2 separate regions of the Homo sapiens genome follow, and region 1 is linked to region 2. A link is a contact called in ENCODE Hi-C or POLR2A ChIA-PET data. All regions are on one chromosome and are shown on one strand. Each heading gives the region's core, a stretch centred on a gene start or an enhancer-like site at or near the end of the contact. The rest is flanking DNA. Distances are from core to core; before and after follow the strand shown.

The links. A loop is a pair of places that touch in the nucleus more often than their neighbours do. ChIA-PET counts read pairs that join two places held with the same protein, here RNA polymerase II (POLR2A). Pooled maps may share reads with other maps.
Region 1: a loop to region 2 is called in a pooled map, with 2.1 times the contacts of the local background. The contact joins the enhancer-like site here to the promoter of CASC15 in region 2. A Hi-C loop is called at or near these places in 2 of 50 pooled maps. POLR2A ChIA-PET finds 5 or more read pairs at or near these places in 2 of 52 experiments (HEK293 and activated T-cell).

What each region holds. Positions count from the first base shown.
Region 1 is chr6:22,608,303-22,615,452 of GRCh38, forward strand. No RefSeq gene overlaps it. Among named protein-coding and RNA genes, the nearest start is that of HDGFL1, 42 kb to the left of the region's middle. Within about 2 kb of position 5,655, at least 2 of the 41 ENCODE cell types and tissues checked have a DNase peak (open chromatin) inside an H3K27ac peak, as active enhancers do.
Region 2 is chr6:21,664,062-21,670,686 of GRCh38, forward strand. It overlaps CASC15 (cancer susceptibility 15), which reads left to right and starts at 2,352. Exons shown (of 12, transcript NR_015410.2): 1 at 2,352-2,584; 2 at 4,586-4,838. It overlaps LOC124901483, which reads right to left and starts at 1,999. Exons shown (of 3, transcript XM_047419653.1): 1 at 1,991-1,999; 2 at 1,586-1,754; 3 at 480-897. The coding sequence starts at 1,999. The coding sequence ends at 494. RefSeq lists a silencer at 1,617-1,911.

The DNA.
Region 1 (7,150 bases), core at 4,405-6,904, 950 kb after region 2:
AAATTCTCTTATCCTCTCGACCTCCCCTTTATCAATCAGTACTCTGTTCCTCAAATGATAAAGGAAGTGACCTGAATTTCTTTTAAGGATATGATGTATTTATAATCACATTTATAATATTACTCCTACAAAGAGAAATTAGAACTTGATTAATTTCTAAAGATGTAGGGTGTTAGGGGGACATCTTCAAATATATTAACTCAAAAGAAAAGACAGAATTAGGAAGAAAAAAATGCTTTCTTTTGAGAGTCTATTTAATAACTTAGGCATTTAGTTGTAAAGTATATTTTGTAATGATGAATTTCTTCTTTTTTTATATTCCCCCAAGAATAGCAAAAGCAATTAGATAAGAAGGCGCAGAATCAGTATCTTCCAGTTACAGAACAGATATTCTTCAAAGAGATCAGGAAAAATTCTCTTCCACACTTTTATTTTAGTCTGTAAAAATTTACAATTTTCCCTTAGACCACTCACACAAGGAAAAAAAATAAAAACCTAAAACTTCAGCATGTCTGCCCTTTATGTTGTTCAGAACATAGTCTCTAGAAGCTGACTTTAGATTTTGGCACACATCCATGTTCACACCCGTACATACACAGACTACAGGCAGCCCTCCATATCCATGGGTTCTGCATCTATGGATCCAACCAACCACAGATTGAAAATATTAGGAAAAAACAATAAAAATAACGATACAACAATAAAAAATACAAATGTAAAAAACAATACAGTATAACAACTATTTAAATAGCATTTACCTTGTATTAGGTAGTATAAGTAATCTAGAGGTGATTTAAAGTATATTGGAGAATGTGTGTAGCTATATGCAAATACTATGCCTTTTTTTTTTGAAATGGAGTCTCACTCTGTCACCCAGGCTGGAGTGCAACAGCATGATCTTGGCTCACTGCAACCTCTGTCTCGCGGGTTCAAGTGATTCTCCTGCCTCAGCTTTCCGAGTAGCTGGGATTACAGGCGCCCGCCACCACACCAGGCTAATTTTGTATTTTTAGTAGAGACAGGGTTTCAACATGTTGGCCAGGCTGGTCCTGAACTCCTGATCTCAGGTGATCTGCCCACCCTGGCCTCCGAAAGTGCTGGGACTACAGGCATGAACCACCACACCCGTCCACTATGCCATTTTTTATAAGGGACTTGAGCATCCACAGATTTCAGTATCTGTGGGGAGTCCTGGAACTAATCCCCCAGGGATACTGAGGGTTGACTGTGCCTCTTCTAAGTGCTTTTCTGGTTGCCTTCCTGTATTATGGTCAAATGGCCACATGCTCTCAACACAAGACGGAAACACAGGGATGTCTGCCACATCATGTCCAATCCAAACGTCTCAAGAACATTGCTGGGGAGACAAAATAAAAAACACCTGGCCCTTTTGCTTTTGTTTCCTTTTGTTAAAATCTGACAACCACTTGACAAGGTAATTGAGGAATGACTTGTTACAATCTCTAAGAAAGGAAGACCAATCAAACGAGAGAGGAGAATACACACTGGAGCTAGACCATAACTCCACAGCACTCTGAAGCAGGGAGAAGACTGAGGAGACTTCTGCACACTCTCAGATGGCCTGGACTGCAGTAACAGTCAACTATCAATTTTCTCACCTACATCCACTCCCTACCATCTTTACGTAGCCTCAAAATGATTTCTCCTACCCTATCAGTCCTTAGCATAGTGTCCATTAAAGGAAAGAATTAATGACATAGAGTCTAGGCCTGCCTTAGTAGATGATTGATAGATGGATAATGTCAAATAATGTATCCTCTCTTAGCCTGCTTAAACCGAGAGGGTTAACTAGATGAGCAGATTCAGCTCTAAAGTTCACTGACTTGGAATATGGAATTTAATTTATATGGAAAATAAAGACCAGATAGGTTACATACCTGGTGTCCACACTGCTCATTACCAATAGACATAAAATTTGATGTTCGGTTGCTTAGCATTGAGTTCAGCTTTCATTTCTCTTTACCTGTGATTTACGTTGTATACAATTTTGAATTCCAGGTGGCTTTCTTCTCATTACGTCATATGTTTTGCTTCAATCAATAAAAGTTTAGGAATAAAATATTTACCATAAATCAGTCTAACACAATCAAATTTTCACAAAAAAGTATTTAGAAAATATCAAATATATCTCAAAGCAACAAATAACCTTTTGATTTTCGAGTAGTTTTATTTATTATTGCTATTTCTTCTGTAGGTAAGTGACTCCCATGCAGTGATTGCCAAATGGGCTTTCTTCCCAGGTCCTCTGAAAGAATCTGGAGGAAATGATGATGCTCAGGAGACAATTCATGATCACTCGGAATTTCTGACAACCATGGCAAGTATGATAGCAACAAAGAGATAAGCTTTAAGCAATTTCTAAATATTGTACATTTCCGTTTATTTAGATTATCATCACAATGGTTTGTTTTGTTGTTTGTTTTTGTTTTTTTGAGATAGAGTCTCGCTCTGTCACCCAGGCTGGAGTGCAGTGGTGCGATCTTGGCTCACTGCAACCTCTGCCTCCTGGGCTCAAGTGATTCTCATACCTCAGCCTCCCGAGTAGCTGGGATTACAGGTGTGTGCCACTGCACCTGGCTAATTTTTGTAATTTTAGTAGAGATGGGGTTTCTCCATGTTGGCCAGGCTGGTCACGAACTCCTGGCCTCAAGTGATCCACCCGCTTCAGCCTCCCAAAGTGTTGGGATTACAAGCGTGAGCCACCGCGCCCGGCCCAACACAATGGATATTTATAAAGTCAATTTTTTTATGGGGTTGAGAAAGATAACTTTTAAAAATAATGGGAAAATATTCTGTTTGTACACAGAGATAAAGAATACGTATGATGATCTTGAAAATGCCTTGCCTATCAGCCTGGAACAGTACGGATTGATCAGGTGACTAGGGAAAGCATCCAATCTCCAAAAATGTACTAGAAGAGAGATAGGAAGAAAAATTCATTGACTAGTAAATGTTCCATATTTCAAGTCTGTTACATAAAAATTAAGTACTTAAAAATTCAGTGATGTTTCAAATTAAATTAGACTAAGTCCCAATATAGAAACATGTAAAATATATACACAAGTCTTTGAGACTATTTGGATATACCTGGATATATTTTCCTTGTGGCAGAATGTGGGTCATGAAAAATAATAATCTTTCGTTTTCGAAGTAGAAATATACTAATGCATAAATGTATTGCTTATAATGTATCAGTCTGCAAGGTATTATTTTTCTCATAATAGGAAATGGCAGACGTAGGTAACTATATTCTTCTGGTGTAAAATGGAACAGAACAATCTTTTGCAATTACAATGCATAGACTATACCGGCCCTAGTGCAGGAAGCATAACAATTTGCATATTTTAATTTGGAGGTTAGGGACCCCTGTCAAAGTAACAGCTTGGACCAGGTCAGCAAGGAGAAATCGAGAAGAGAGAAATAATTGAAAAGGCAGTTCCCAACAAAATGAAATTTGTCTCGTTGTCACTTAAGGTTGTCTTCTTGTCTTTTTGAGAGAGCAAGGTCAGCTTAAGAATGAAGGGAGAGTAGAGCATGGTAGATCACTAAGGACCAAAGGATAATTTTTTAAATAACAGTGGCAATTGCAATATATATTTATGAAGGGAAGAAGAAAAGAATGCACATCGCTTTCCAGTTAAGAGTCAGCATGTGTCCTTTGAGTAGAAATATTGCAGATGTGTACATGGCAGCTCTGAAGTTTGTCCTCAAAGACAAGCAGGTTACAAAGGAGATGAAGTACTTAATGAAATAATTTAGTGTGACATATTGATATTGAAGGCTGGAAGGCAGAAAAGGATTTGCAACAAAATTAAGGTATGTCTTTCTTGAAACAGTTCCCTGTTCCTTTCTCCGAGGGCTGATATGAGATTTTCACAAGAAAACAAGCTCGTTTTATTTCTCTCTTCAAGTTTATGCCAAAACATAGATGCCAATGTGAAGCTCAACATCTGCACCACATGAAAATCTCATTGGAATATAGTCCAGAGAAAAGTCAAGTTATGAAATGTTTCTTCGGTTATGTATTGGAGGGGTTTTAATCTCTCCAGTGTCATGTGTTTTCAGTTAGAATGTACGTTAGTAAAAAAAAACTTAGAGCACTAGCAGTGAAGGGAATTAGGCCTGGGAAATGTTAGTTTTAGATAGAGGGAGTGGAGGTGGCTAGTGCTGTTATCAGGGCATAAAACAGCAGCCAAACTTCTATTCTGAGTAAGGATAAACAAGGTCACAAGTTTCTGAGTATACTATAGAGTCATTGCTTGAGAAAATGAAGAAACGTATTTCATGTTCATGATATAGTGTCAACATTTACATAAAAAGGAAAGAAAAACACCCGCAAAAAAAGCTATATTCTGTGATCGCCAAGTTATTTTCTGCCCTCAAACATCTGAAGGAAACCCATTCCACAGTAATGATGGCTGACTATGTCAGTGACTCTCAACTGGCAGTAAGTAGAGAATAAAAGTTTGCAGGAAGGCAGGTAGGAAGGATGAAATGTAAGAGTTCCCCTTTCCCTCCTATGTATAGAATCAAGAGTACAGCATAAATCACCAGGTGAAGAATCAAAATACCAGGCTTAGAGTACTAACTCTCTAGCTGTGCAACCTTGGACAAATCAATTAGTATTAATAACTCCAATTTTCAGTTTTCTCATGTTGAAACAATACATTGCTCTGCACAGTTTTTGTGAAACTACATACATGAATGTGCTGTTTTAGACTGTAAAGTGTGCTGAAAATTTAAGTTTTTCTTATTAATTGGCAGAGATGAATGTTCCTACTTGGTCTCGAGATTCTTGCAAACCCATTTGTTTAGTCATTTTCCCTAGAGCTGAGTCTCAAACACCTATGTGCTTTGTCTCTGGTCCCAATCAGATAAACAATGTTATGACCTGCTTCTACACACTTGCCTGCCCAGGGCATCCCTCCAGGAGGAATGGACTTGTCCTCACAGATGCATGTTTAATATGAAGAACAACTGTTACTCCAAAAACAGTCCTGAAATTTCTGTCACCTAGTGACTCCTAAATTTACTGTGATTTTTCCCTTTTGAAAAATAATAAGAAAATGTGTCAAACAACATATCTAATCCTGAGGTAATGTGAAACTCATATAGCTCCTGGTGAGAAGCTGCAAAGTGGCAATTCTGAAGAGAAAGTTTATAGAATATGCTTGGCAATCTTGAGAATTTTCATTAAAAAAAAGACCATACAACACTTGCTATGAAAAGATATTACATTTTCTCCAGAGAAGTAACACTTCCTCCTTTGTTCTGGAGGTTCTCCAAAGATTTCAGAGCCATTTTGCAGGTTGTGTTACCTAAAGTTATTAAAACTCACAAAATATCCATGAAGTAATAAAATGGAAGCTATTCGTATGCCAATCAAACAGATACTGAAACAACGGTCCTAAGGAAATATGACCTGTCTAAAGCCTCCTAACAAAAAACTGATGGGTCCAGAAATAGAATCTAGGCAGCTGACTCTAGACATTCCAAAACACTTCCTCTCTTCAGAATTATTATTGTTAATTCCCTCTACACATAAACAACCTCCAGCTCCCGGAGGATGGATGAGATCATGCTAACAAGTCATCCATTCTTTCCATAAGAAACACAGCAGTCATAGCCAATGAGCTAATTCATAGAATGTCCATGTGCCATAGTGAACACACACACACACACACACACACACACACACCCCACACTCCCATTCTAGATGCAGATTGTTTTTGTTTTCTTCAGCTAAGCTGTAGTTGAGATTTTAATTTCAAGCTTTAGCCCATGATTTTTTGCCTGAATTTCACACTATATGCTTTTCTATTTCTACTTGTTCTTTCCTTCCTGTACCAAATAATAAAGAACTAGACCATAGTAAAATGGATTTTTGACAGATTTTATAATTTAGCTATTGTCACTTCCACAAAGGCCATTCATTAAACTAACATGTATTATGGACATGAAATAGAATTTGAAAAGCTGAAAGTCATTCAACCCTGACCATAAAAAATACTTCCATAATTTAAACTTACCATATCAGAATTAAACTTGATTTGAAGATGTTAAAAAATGAATATATTTGAGAAAGAAATCCTTGCAAATAGCATCTCAATATAATGTTGGCAATTTGCACAATTTATGTATATTTTCTCCTGCCAAGATACTTCTAAGAAAAGACAACGGTAAAGACAATGGTAGTAGGAAAGAGGAATTGGGTCTCCAAAGACCATCTGCAGTTATCGGCAAAAGATACTTTGTCTATGTGTGCAGTTTTAAAAAGACTGGTAGCCTATACTGGATTTTAGGTCAGAATGGAGCATGTGGTGTTGAGGGGGAAAGCATTACCAGCTTCGTCTTCTTTAAATATGAAAGAGGATATTCTGGCTACATTGTTGGTGATCAGCAGTGTCTGACTCAGCCTCTGCAATTTTTCCATTATAATGCTCATGAAAATAGGGAAAGAGATACAGTTTCAACAGTGGAAACTAGAAATGTGGGTCAAAAATGTGTCAGGAAAAAGTTGGAGAGTCAACTAAGGAAAACTTAGCCTGGAGGCAGAGTGAGAAAGGCACATGGGTTAATGAGGTAGGGGATTTCCATCTACGCATACTCATGGAGGCACAAACCCACCTTTCTGCTTTGTAAAAGCCCACCTCTATTTAATCCAAATACACTGTTTCACCCCTTGGCCCTGCTTCAATCTCTAATGCATCTCTCCACCCCAATATTCCTCAGTAATGAAATGCTAATGAGGTCAAAATGGATGTGAGTAATATTTTAGATTTTCTTCACTATTTGGGATTTTTCTGCAATGCAAGAAATACAGAGAACTTCAGACTAGACAGAATAAGATTCTTCCCTTATGTCTAGACAAGGTAATCTAGTCATAACACCATGAGATTGTTTCTCAGACCAACAGATACTAAATTAAAGACAACACGGTACCAGAAAGTTGACCGGTGTGAACAGTGATACCTCCTATATCTTAAGATTTGAAAGGATGATTCTAATTAGATTCAGATAAAACTGAATAATACTAAAACAGAATAATCCATTTGTTTCAAGGATGAGGCAATCTCTTTTCAAAACAAGTAAGTACTGTATGAAGTGATTGTATAACACAAAACACAGA
Region 2 (6,625 bases), core at 1,102-3,601:
AGAAGGAAAGGTTTTGTCTGGGGGAGGGTAGGCTTCTCCCAAAAAGAGAATTCTGGAAGTCAACATAATTAAACAAAGAGGAAAATGTGCCAGACAGGAGTGGGTGGGGGCTGTTTTCTCTTTGTGGTTGGTTGTGGTGCGTTCAAGATTCCTCGCCTAAGATGAGGTTCCTGAGCTTCCAGTAGGCGACTGACTGCCCAAGAGACCCAGGGCTCCGCAAGGAGACGGCGCAGGTGTCGGGGCTCCCCGCAGGTGAGGAGGCCGACGTTCCAGGAGGTCCGCCCGGGCGGTCCCTGAGTCCTGCCTCGCGGCTGCTCGCTGGGATCCGAGGGCGGAACGGGACGCGCAGGAACCCGGCCCGACGGGCGCGGCTCACACCCGTGCTCTTCCTGCGCTCTCGGCCTCACTTTGCGGCCAGAGCCGCGGCCCTGCGCGTGGCCGGCGGCCGCTTCTTTATCTCCGACCCCACTGCCCAGTACTGTACGCGTCCAGACTAAAGAAACATCATTCGCTTAAGGGGCTGGGAAAAGCGCGTGCTCCGCTCGCCCTGGCACCGCGGGTCGCCCAGCTCGCAGACTGGGACGGGCGGTGCAAGAGGTGGTGCTCCCTGTCCAGGAGGGGACGCGGAAGAGGGCATCTCTGGTCCCGGGATGCGATTGTCCCGGTTTCTCCTTCTGGCCCACTCGCCGCGCGCACGAACTCTAGGGGAAGTTGGTTGTAAAGTTTCCGAGAGCGGCGTGGGCTGGTGCGAGTGAAGCGCGGGGCGGGGGAGGCGAGGACAGAAGCTCTCCTCGCGGCGTCTTTGTTCTGCTCTGGAGGAGAGACCTTGGCAAGGAGTCGCCGGGCGGGTGCAGGGACCTACCGCCACCACATTCCGGACCCAGCGGGAGCCCTCCTCTTAATGCCCCTCCCCCCGCAAGCCAACCCAGGACATAGCCCCCAGGTCCCCAAGGTTCCGTCTACCTCATCCTTCTACCCCCAAACTTCACCAACCCGAAAGGATTCCAAGTCTGGGATGGGGAGAAAGGAAAGAGGGTGGAGGCAAAGGTGCGCGACGGGCTGGATACCAACTGGAGGGTGGGTGTTCGCATTGAAATGTTTTTTTCTTTTGCCCTAGAAATTGCTTCCCCATGCGGGCCCCTACTCTCTCCCATTTCCCCCACCTCCCTGCTTTCTTTTTCTTCAATTCTAGTGGATCTAGAAGGAAAACGAGTGCTGCTCTGAGTCACTCAGCGAGCTAATGCTATGGCCCGAAGTTGGGATCAGGGTCGAGGGGTGGGGGACCATGTGGATGGGGTCCCAATTCTGGAGGTTGAGAATGACTGGAAGGGACCTGGGGAAGGGTCGGGAGCTGTTCCTGGTCCGAGACACCTGATTTGTCCCGGACAAGGCAGTGGGGGAGGGGAAGGAAAGAGGGGATGCTCGGCTGGGACGTGTCGCGGCAGGGGGTGGAGGATGAGGAGGCGGCCTGGGACCCCGAGTCAGATCTTTGGGGTGAGCACGAGGACGTGGTGTAGGGAAGAGGACGAGTGAGCAGCGCCTGGCTGTAGGGTCAGAGGGCGCCTGGTCATCCTGAGAGCCTTGCCTTCGCAGTTTGAGATTAGGGGAAGTTCGGGGCCTGAGAAGGTGGGCGCGATGCTGGAGCTGGGAATTCTTCCTCGGAGCCCCTGGACCGAGTTGCGCTGCGCCTGCAGCAACAGGTAGCCCCGAGGGATGGGCGGAGGCCCCGGCCGAACCCGGAGCTGGCCTTTGTCCTGCCAATTAGAGGGCTCTCCAGAGGGACAGCGTGGGTGGGGGTAGGTGGGGAAGGGCGGGAGAGGAGTTTCCTAACACTTGGAGCCCCTTTGAGTTGTTCTGTGTATTGGGTGGAGGAGGGTGAATCCGAGAGGAGGGAGGAGGGTGAATCCGAGAGGAGGAAGGAGGATGAAGAGCCTAGCCTGCGCCCCACCTCTGATTGTGTAAGCGCCTTTATCTAGGGTTGACCCCCTACCCTTTGCATTTTGTCTCTTGGGATGACGAAAAATGGACAGAAACTCGACGCCCAAGTGAATGTTTCACATTGATTGGCAGGGAAAGTGCAAACAAAGAGGTGCATCTCCGGGAAACAATGATTTTGGAGATCCCCTGCCCACCACCCCAGACTTGTGCGCGGTGCGGAGGGGGCCAGGGCTGGCATCTCCCGGGGAAAGTTTCGAGCCTGGCAGTGGGAGGAGACCGTCTGGGCAGAGTTGTGATGAACTGGGGACCGAGCAGCCCCAGCTCGCCTCGGAGGTTCCCGAGCCGGGCGGGAGATGCGGGGAGAGGGAGGGGGCGGGGAGGGAGGGGAGGGAGAGAGGAAGAAGGGGTGAGAGGGAGAAACCTGCCGCCGCTCGCCGCCTCTTTGTCTGCTCCGGGACTTGGAACAAAAGGGGGAACTCTGATGAACTCTCTTTCCTCCCCTCTCCCCCGGACGCCGGGGTATCTCCCTCTCGCAACTTTGCCGCCCCGACTTTCTCTGCTGTCAGGCCGGGAAAAAGTGTCCGAACGCCTCGTGGACTGCAGCGGGGGAAATGTCCCTTAAAAGTGCGACGAAGTGGGGAAGAAGGTGAGTGGGGACTGTTGTCTTGTTTACCTCTCTCCCCTCAACTCGCCCCGCTCCCCGCCCTTCGGAGGGCAGAGGAGTAGCCCAGTGGCAAAGTTTGGCTGGTAAATTGTACCTCCTTTCCCCGTTCCCTTCTCTTTTGTTCTTTAAAGAACTCGCGCAATTGTTTCATTTGTTTATTTTTAATAGGCAAAAGCCAAGTAGGCATTTATCTTATGTGCTTCTTTATATGAGGGGCTGGGGGGATGGGGAGGAGGGTTTCAAAAGGGTGGGGTGAGGGGGTATTGCTTCGCGTTCTTCCAGCTGCACTCATGTAGGGATGAATATGCAGAAATTGAGAGGGTCAAGTCCAGCCTCGCCCCCACCCTAGCCCTGACCCTGGTCATGCAAAAGAAAGCGATATGGATATGGGGGTCGTTTGTATAACTTAGCTGTCTGCAGAGCGCTCTGTAGATACCACGCACAATATAAAAACGCTGCAACAATGGAAGGAAGAAAGGTTTGGGTTGGAGGGGATTGGTCCCTTGTGTTAGCGGTCAAGGAGAGGTTTACAACAAACAGCTAAGAGTTCAGAAAGTTTTCTTCGGGGCTGAGATGGGGTGGAGGAAGCCACAGGTTACAGACTGTCAGAGATGCAGGGATGGAGGGGATGGGGCCTGGACCACTAGTTAGAGCCATCCCGTCCGCCCCTTTCAGTTTCACGATCCACCCGGAATAACCCAGGCAATCCTTGGTATCCGTCCTCACCTCTCTCACTTTCCATCACCCCCCGCCCCCAACCCCACTTCAGTGTGTTTGAATAGAAAGCAGAACGTGAGCCCCAGAAGCTCCTCTGACCCAGCCTTCCGCCCCGCCTTTTGTGTTTTAACCTTTTGTTTCTATCTGCCACGCCCGTCCAAAAGAGGGATGGCTGTTTCTGCTGCTGCGGGGTGAAGAGGCAGCGCAGTCCACTCCGTTTTTATAGGCTAAGGAAGACGCCCTAACTTTGTTTCCTAAGTAGCTTAACTTAGGAATGTTTCTAGGTTGGGTCATGCGCGAATGAGGGGAACACTCAACACCCAGTAAACGTTGCCACTTTAGGTACAATTTCTCCCAGCGCTTTTCCACTTTATACAGGAGTTGTTTATCCCATACTGTCATTTGGTTTGTAGAAAAAGCATTTTGGGGGCCGGGCGCGGTGGCTCACTGTAATCCCAGCACTTTGGGAGGCCGAGACATGTGGATCGCTTGAGGTCAGGAGTTCGAGACCAGCCTGGCCAACATGGCGAAACCCCGTCTCTACTAACAATACAAAAATTAGCTGGGCGTAGCGGTGCGTGCCTGTAGTCCCAGCTACTTGGGAGGCTGAGGCAGGAGAATCGCTTGAACACAGGAGGCTGAGGTTGCAGTGAGCTGAGATCGTGCCATTACACTACAGCCTGGGTGACAGAGCCAGACTTTGTCTCAAAAAAAAAAAAAAAAAAAGGAAAAGCATTTTGGAGACTGAAGTTGGGGGTTTATTGAAAGTGGGCAAATGTATGCCTTATCTGAGGTGATATCTAAATATTAGGAATATGCAGAATAGGCTTTTTGAATTCTACATGCAGAATAACCTAAAGGTTATTATCTTCAGGTATGTTTTGTGAGATCATTTCTGATGCCAGGATAGTTTATTACCTTCTCCACTTTCTTCTCTCATATATTCCCAAGTGCTAGAGGCTTTCCTCACTTCCTTGGACTTACTTTTGACAAGACAAATGAAACATCAAAGCGCATGCACTGTCAATAACTTGAGGAAACGCCCAAACATTGTCTTTTAACTTCTTCAACTTTTGATTCTGTATAGTAGTAGTTACTATTGAAGTAGTTACTATTGTACCTAGAAATGATTCAACTGCTAGAACTATGTAGTTTTGAGTTTTCATATCAAAGACTGAAATATATTATTGCAACAATTACTTTCTTTTACAAAGTGAGGAGGCAGAATGACCTGGAAGCTAACTTTAATTAATTTCAATTGTATAGGTGTAATTACTATTATCAGCATCTAGAAAGCATCATGAATTTGCTGGAGTACTTCCTAGCACTGACCTCCTTCATTCTGCGTTGTTCTTACTGGATCTTTCCATCAGCCAACAATATGGAAGTACCAATACAAGGTCAAATCATTCCTGGATTCATCTGGAGTTGCTTAAAAGTTAAATCATTGGAATTTTTGATGATACCTTTTCTATATGGATTACAATTTGATCGCTGGGAATTCTCCACCTTAAAGAAGGTATGTTGCTTTTTAGATACTCTACGAGGACTTCATTTTTGGTCTGGGGCTTATACCCAGAGATTTGACTAGTTATTTTGAGCGGCTGTGTTATCAGAGTGATTTATGACTTTGGACTTCCTTGTTTTAAACTGTTTTCTGTAGATCCTTTCTTATTTAGGATGATGATTTGGGTATTTGTGATGGAATTTTATTAATTTTACCATCTGTTCTTCAACATTAGCACACATAATGAATGCAGATTATATGGTCACTAAGGAAATTTTGTAATGATGATGCATCCAGCAGGGAAATATCCTACTTTATTTGTGATTGATTTGCTTCTTAAATATTGCAGTAGATATTTCTAAGTTCTGTGTTAGCAGAACTTATGTTGTTTGCATTACTATTATTTTTCTTCATTTTGACACTTCATTTTGGTAAACAAAATCCAAAAATGGCCCAAAATAAATGTCTAATGACTGGGAGTCTATATAAAATACAGTAAGTTCTCTCAGAGTGAAAACCTTGAGTTTGTAATAACAGAGCCCGTACATTTGTTTAACCTTTATGGCATACATCAAGTTTTTATAGTGGTCATAAGAGTCTTCTATTCCTTCTTTTAAGTCTTACAATTAGTTTTTGTTCACCTCTGTGAGAAAGTAGTTAAAAATTCACATAACTACTGTTGGTAATATAAAAAGTTAATTTTGATATATTTACAATCCTTGTTTAAGTGATTGTTTGCCATGGAAAGTAAGAACTTTCTTTCTGTGGTCTGGTCAAATAAATTAACTGGGAATTGGAAACATTTTTATCTTGTTATGAGGAAAAAAGGAACATTACAACTTGCTTCTTTCTAGCTGTATAAACATAAACAAGCTACTTAACCTTCCTGGGCTTCTGTTTGTTACCAATAAAATGAAGGTTAAGTTAAATAACTTAAAACATTTTTGAAATCTTTTAACATTAAGATTCTATGATTTGTTACTTGCTTCTATAAATAAGATACATCCTCTCTTGTAAAGTTTGTTTTTACATCATTGAACAATAGAGTTAACAGCATCATCAAGTTTTTTTTTTTTTTTTTTTTTTTTGTGTGACGGAGTCTTGCCCTTGTTGCCCAGGCTGGAGTGCTGTGGCGCGATCTTGGCTCACTGCAACCTCTGCCTCCCAGATTCAAGCAATTCTCCCACCTCAGCCTCCTGAGTAGCTGGGATTATAGGTGCCTGCCACCATGCCTGGCTAATTTTTGTACTTTTAGTAGAGACCGGGTTTCCCCATGTTGGCCAGGCTGGTCTCAACTCCTGACCTCAGGTGATCTGCCTGCCTCGTCCTCCCAAAGTGCTAGGATTACAGGTGTGAGCCACCGTGCCCCGCCTTGGCATGATAAACTTAATGTGATTTAATTACAATTATTTTGTTTGAATGCTTAGCTCAGGTAGCATTAGTTCAGGAAATATGCTTTAAATTTTCTGTAAAGTATACTCTCAACTAAGTGTTCTGTATGGAAATTTCAGATTTCCTTAAATGTTCTCAATAAAAGTTTGTCTGCTGGAATTTTTTTTTTGGAGGTGGAAAGTACAGTATTATTTCTCGACAAACGTTTTACCTACAAATATCTGAAGTCAATATGTTTGAATTTGTTATAATGGCCACTCAGAGTTGATATCAGAGATTTAGAAAGAGACTTTGGAGTAAAACAGACCTGAGTTCGAATCACAGCCTAGGCAATTACTATGATACCTCCTCCACGTTACTGGATTTTCATGGCTCCGAATTTCCTCATTTGCAATGTGTATATCCTA